Linked DNA regions of Homo sapiens: region 2 is linked to region 1. A link is a contact called in ENCODE Hi-C data. All regions are on one chromosome and are shown on one strand. The core of a region is the stretch at or near the end of the contact, and the rest is flanking DNA. Distances in the headings are between cores, read along the strand shown. Region 1 holds the start of UST (uronyl 2-sulfotransferase). Region 2 holds the start of TAB2 (TGF-beta activated kinase 1 (MAP3K7) binding protein 2).

The links. A loop is a pair of places that touch in the nucleus more often than their neighbours do. Pooled maps may share reads with other maps.
Region 2: a loop to region 1 is called in a map of natural killer cell, with 5 times the contacts of the local background. The contact joins the promoter of TAB2 here to the promoter of UST in region 1. A Hi-C loop is called at or near these places in 3 of 168 maps with a recorded cell type or tissue (CD8-positive, alpha-beta T cell, ascending aorta and natural killer cell), 5 of 37 single-sample maps with no recorded cell type and 17 of 50 pooled maps.

What each region holds. Positions count from the first base shown.
Region 1 is chr6:148,745,759-148,748,458 of GRCh38, reverse strand. It overlaps UST (uronyl 2-sulfotransferase), which reads right to left and starts at 1,429. Exons shown (of 8, transcript NM_005715.3): 1 at 782-1,429. The coding sequence starts at 1,028. RefSeq lists enhancers at 1-292, 1,601-1,680, 1,741-1,800 and silencers at 471-640, 941-1,030.
Region 2 is chr6:149,316,461-149,319,160 of GRCh38, reverse strand. TAB2 (TGF-beta activated kinase 1 (MAP3K7) binding protein 2) reads right to left here and starts at 1,449. Exons shown (of 7, transcript NM_001292034.3): 1 at 1,146-1,449. RefSeq lists enhancers at 117-226, 387-566 and silencers at 657-1,556, 1,647-2,186, 2,237-2,306.

The DNA of each region.
Region 1 (2,700 bases), core at 180-2,679:
TAAACCACACACACACACACACACACACACACACACACACACACACACACACACACACAAGTTTTGACTTGAGCTTGAGACGCACACAGCGCCGAGGATCCTCGGGTTACTGGGGGCGACACTGCTGGCCAGGCTGACCAGCGCCCTCGGGCATCCCCAAACCCCTGGATGCAACCCGTTCCCCGCGCCAGGCTAGCTGCGGGCGGCGGGGTGGGCAGCGGCAGCCAAGGGACAAGCCAGCCCGGGGACAGCGCGGAGCCACTAGGGCCGGCGGGCAGGCGGGGGATCTGCGGGACAGAATTCTCAGAGCGGACGGTGGCAAAGGGCTAAACCCACCCACACTCCCCGGGGCGCGGGACGGGACTGAACTGCGGTCACTAACAATGCAACGAAGAGGACCTTCCCTTCCCTTCGCCACTCCCCGCGCCGCCAGGCCTGAAGATACACACACTCCGGCACACCCCACACACCCATCCACTCCGCCCCAGTCCGGATCCGGGTGGCGGAGGTGGGGCGGGGGGAAGGTGAGCGGTGCCTCGCCCCGGGGTACCTGCCGGCAGCGCAACCCAGCGGCGCCCCCGCCTCGGTGAGGACAGTCGGACGCGCGGGAGGAAGAAGGCGCTCCCGACCGCGGCACAGATGCTCACGGGCTTAGCACCTGGAGAGACCCGGGGCGGCGGCGGCGCGCGGTGGCAGCGCGAGAAGTCCCCGCCGCGACCCTCTCCCCGCCGCACAACTTTGCGCTGTCGGCGCCGCCCTAGCGCCTGCCCAGCTTCCTTACCCAAGTACTGCCGCAGGTCGAGCAGGAAGCGAGGGGGTCCCCCGCTGAGCTGATAGAGGAGGGAGCCCAGGCAGAAGACCAGCAGGGTGGCCATGCAGAAGCCGTAGTCCCGGAGGGAGAAGCGCAGGAAAGGCAGCAGGGGCACCCGACGCTTCCAGCTGCCCAGGCCCGGAGGGGCGCCCCCCATAGGGGCCCCATGGGGCCAGGGATCCGCGCCGCCGCCGGGATGCTGCTGCTTCTTCTTCATCGCCTGCTCCGCTGCCTCCCACAGCCTGCCCGTGCCAGGAAAAGGTCACCCATCCGCCGCGAGGAGGAGAGCCCGGCTGGCCGGCTGCACATGGGGAGGGCCGCGCGGAGGGCAGCCGGGTGGGGGCGGGGAGGGGCCGAAGTTGCCGGGCTCAGGAGACTTTCTTCGGCATGGTCCCCGCCGCCGCGGCCCGAGCGGCCGAGGTGTCCGGCCCCGGTTCGGGGCGCTGCCCGTGACGGGGCGCCGCGCCCGTCCGGCGCCCGCTAGCGTCCCCACGCCCCGCGCCCCGCCGCGCCTCGGGCTCGCTTGCGGCCGCCGGGGCTCGCCTCCAGCGCCAGCGTGGACCCCCCGGCTTTGTGTCTGTAGGTCTCGGCGTGTTTTGTCCCGGTTCAGGCTTCTCTAAAAAACGGCAGGGAGGAACAGGAGGCGGACACCATCCCCTCGCTCCACCTCCTTGACAGGGGTTTTCCTCCTTCTCCTCCCCTTTCTCCCTCCGGCGCTCCGCAGCACTCTCCTCCCTCTCCCCTCCCTCTCCGCTCGGGTCTCGGGATTTCGCTCGGGTGTCACGTTACTGCTTCTGCTGGGGGCGGAGGGGGGGAGGCGGCGATTATTCGCAACAAGGAAGAAAGTTTCTGGGTGTTTTCTTTTTTTTTCCTTCCCCCGTTCTTTACAATCTGGATGCGGTTCCTGCGCCACCAGCGACCTCTTGGGGGCCCCGCTGACTTCCCTCTTGTAAACAGTCACCGGCAGGAAGAAGCACGACTGACTTTACTATTTACATTTTTTTCAGTTCAGAAAGTTGATTCTCCTTATATACCCCGTGCGAGCTGCTTACCCAAGGCTGATAAAAGGTACTAGAATACAGGCTCAAGACTTTGCTGAAATGGGAAAAGAGCAAGCGGTGCGAGTTATGGTCAAACACGCCCCAGAGGGCCAGGCGCAGCGCCTGAACTCCCGGGTAGGGTAGCCGAAGAGGACGCTCTGTTCTTGCTTTTCCTGGTCCTACAACTGCTCCACCTCGCAGTGCCCAGAGAGGCAAGTGGGGGGTGCATAGCGGACTCTAGGAGGTCATTGCCCTGCAGACATGAAGGGGAAAGAGCCCAGTCCGCCTATACGCTGATTTCATTGCTGCCTCTCTTCCCTCCACGGGAAAGCCTCTGGACCTGAAAGAACCTCCTGGGGCAGAAAAGGCTCAATCCTAGACATAGATCCTCTGATGGGGTGGTTGATCCACGGAAGGGCTGCTCTGATCAGCCACACTTTAAGTAAGAATACTATATCACTATTTATAGAAGCTGTAGCACCTGAGGGCTGTGTGACTCACCCGAGGTCCCAAAGCTAGTAGTAGGAGTTGGGTTGGGAGTTGCACTCAAATCTATTTGACCCTCAGACCCACTATACTAACCACTGCACAGCAGTACTTCCCAGCCAGAGCCCTTTTCCTTCACGTCCCATAGGAGGATGAGATTTAATTCATTTAGTTCAGGCCACATTGAGAAATGGAAACCTCAGTTTCTGGTGCCTATCATTTCTGGCTCCCTACTCATTTGTATATTCCAGTAATGAACAATTGGATTTAAGAAGGAACCAGGAGCCAAGAACCTCTATGATTCTAAGACTAGGCTCCTGAAAACCTTCATCAAGTTAGGCATCTGAAGAATATTCTGTGGAA
Region 2 (2,700 bases), core at 200-2,699, 570 kb before region 1:
GCGGAAACGAAATTCCTTTTCTAAAATGTGAATCAATCTGACCCCAAAATTAGACACTTTACAAACTTACCTAAAACAGACAAAATGGATGCAAAATTATATTGCCGTACAGTTGCTCTGAATACGATCTTAGCGTTCAAGAACTTTCCAATGAATAAGGGTACTCAACAGCCTGCACTGGGGGCCTAAATTTCGTGAACTACGGAGAAACCCCTGTGAGGCTGCAAATTCCCTCCGCTCTCCTGGAAAACCCTCTTATCAGAAACATTTGAAGAATTTATCCACAACAATTAAGCTGACTTGAAGAATGGAAACCTAACATCTCAAATATACTATATATGGAATGAAACATGGCCAAACACATAAATACAAACTCACACGGTCTCTGACACTTTGGTGTACGACTGTGCCTGAACATCTCACAGCATCAGCAACAGAAAGATCCACCTGTCACCTGTTCAGCACCGCCAAGAGACCCTTGCAGCCTCCCTGACTCAACCACAATCGTAGGGTTTGAGGTTGATGGGACCGAAAACCAGAAACATCCAGTGAAATTTAAGGGGCCACATATTCATAGTAGGGCTTGCCCCCCACTTCAAAGACGGCTGCAGAAAACCAAGATCCGCAAAGGAACGATGTTCTCCCTCCCGCCCGACCCCCACATAACTGCCCCGTGTCTGTCCCCAAAACCCCCGCCCCTGAGTCATCTTTAACTAGACCTCGGCTCCCCAAAAGGAGATTTTTCCTCCCCCGCCCCCACCTCACACATGCCTGGGGGCGGGTCAGGGGCGCCGACGCAGGGAGGGGCCCTCCCGAGCCCCTTGCGCCCTCCCCCACCCGGGGCTCTCCTAGGCGCTCGATTCCAATGAAGCTCCCCCTCCCCCCCCGCACGGACGCCCCGGAGCCCAGGCCCGGCCCGATGCTCCCCACCCCCACCGGACTGGGGGACTCGGGGGGCCTCCCTCTCCGCCACGCCACTGGGGGAAGGAAAGAGGCGGAGGGAGGAAGAGTGCAAGTTAGAAGCGAACGCCCCGCACGGGCCTCGCGAGGCGGCAGAGCCCCTTCCAGACGGAGGGGGGTGCGGGGCGATGAGGGGAGAGCCAGGTTGGGGATCCCGCCGAGGCCCGGCAGCGCTGTCCGCTTACCCTTTGCCGCCGCCGCTTCCCCCTCCTCCTCCTCGGCCGCCGCCGCCGCCGCCTCTCCCACTAGGGCAGCCGTCTCCACCGTCGCCTCCGCCACCACGGCCGCCGCCAGCGCCGCCGCCGCCTCCGGTTCCACCCGGCAGGGGGGACACCTCAGCCCTCCCTCCCTCCCCGCTCAGCCCCCTCCGCTCGCCCGCCGCCGCCAACTCCCTCCGGCCGCCGCCGCCGCCACCGCTCCTGGCTGAGGGGGAGGGGAGGGGGTCGGGCTGGGTCGCCCCGCCGGCGGCTGCAGCAGATCAAAAACGACGGCTGGGCGGCGTCGCCGCTCCCCAATCCTCAGCTCCGGCTCGCTCGGCCTCCCCACCTCCCTCTGCCCCCACCCCCCTCGCGCTCGCCTGCCCTCCCCCCACCCCCCCAGCTCTCGCTCGCTCTCGCCGCGGCTCCGCCAGCCCAGTCCAAATCAAAATACTGTCACACAATATGGCGGCGCGGCGGCCGGCAAACACCGCGAGATCTGCAGCCGCGGCTGAGGCGGCGGCTGTGACGAGGCCTCCCCTAGCCGAACGGCGGGGGAGCAGCAGGCGGCGGCGGCGGCGGCGGCTGCGGCTGCGGCCCGGGGATGCTCTTCCTCCGACCTGTACCCCTCCCCCGACACTCGCAGTCTCTACGCCTGTCTTGCTAGGGCTGGAGGGAGGACGCGGGCCGCCGCTGGGGCCGTGCGAGGGGGGTGCCGGTGCGGGCAGCCCGGGGAGGGCTGGGACCCCCTTTCTCCGCCTGGGCCCCCCATCCTTGGGGGTAGGTTGCGGGTTCCACCTCCCGCCACGGGGGCCGCTAGCAGTTTGGGCTGAGGGAAGAAAGGAACTGAGCTCGCGTCCCAGCTGCACCTAGCGGAGGGGCTGGCCGGGTCCGGAAGTGGGTGGCGGGACTTGCCGGGCGGCCGGCGGCGCCGCGCGGGTGGGGTCCGGGGGCCCGGCCGGACCCCGGGGCGCTGCGGCGGCCGAGAGGAGCAGGTGGGCCCGCGGCGGAGGCTGGCGCCGGGTCGCTGCGGTCCGGGACACACCCCCTTGGAGCCGGATCGCACCGCCGGCTAACGGGAGGGACCCGTGCAGAATCGTCCCTAGGGTGTGCGGGAGACGTCTTGGGAGCCTCACAACTGGCAACTTCGAGACTTGGAAAAAGTGTCGGCTTCTGACTTTTCTTGAGCAGTTGAGGGGGAAAAAAGAAATCTAAATGCTGCGAGGGTTTCGTTGTTTCGATTTTATTTTAATTGCACGTTCCTAGAAGTCCTAGAAGCAGAGCCAAAGACTAGCTTTGCGGGAAGAGGGGGGGCCTTCAAGTTTCTACCTCCTTAAATAAATATTTGTTTAGTGTCCCCCTAGGGAAAAAAAAAGCGTGTTTAATACTCAGACGTTTCTCACAATGTGAAATATTTATTTAAAAATTCTAGCGCTTCCATGGTGTCCAAAACACTAGGGCATTTTTCTGCCCCTGTCCAAAATGTCCATATCCCTGGCAGTTTCTTCCTTGAAACAATTCTTACTCCAGAGAAAAATCCTAA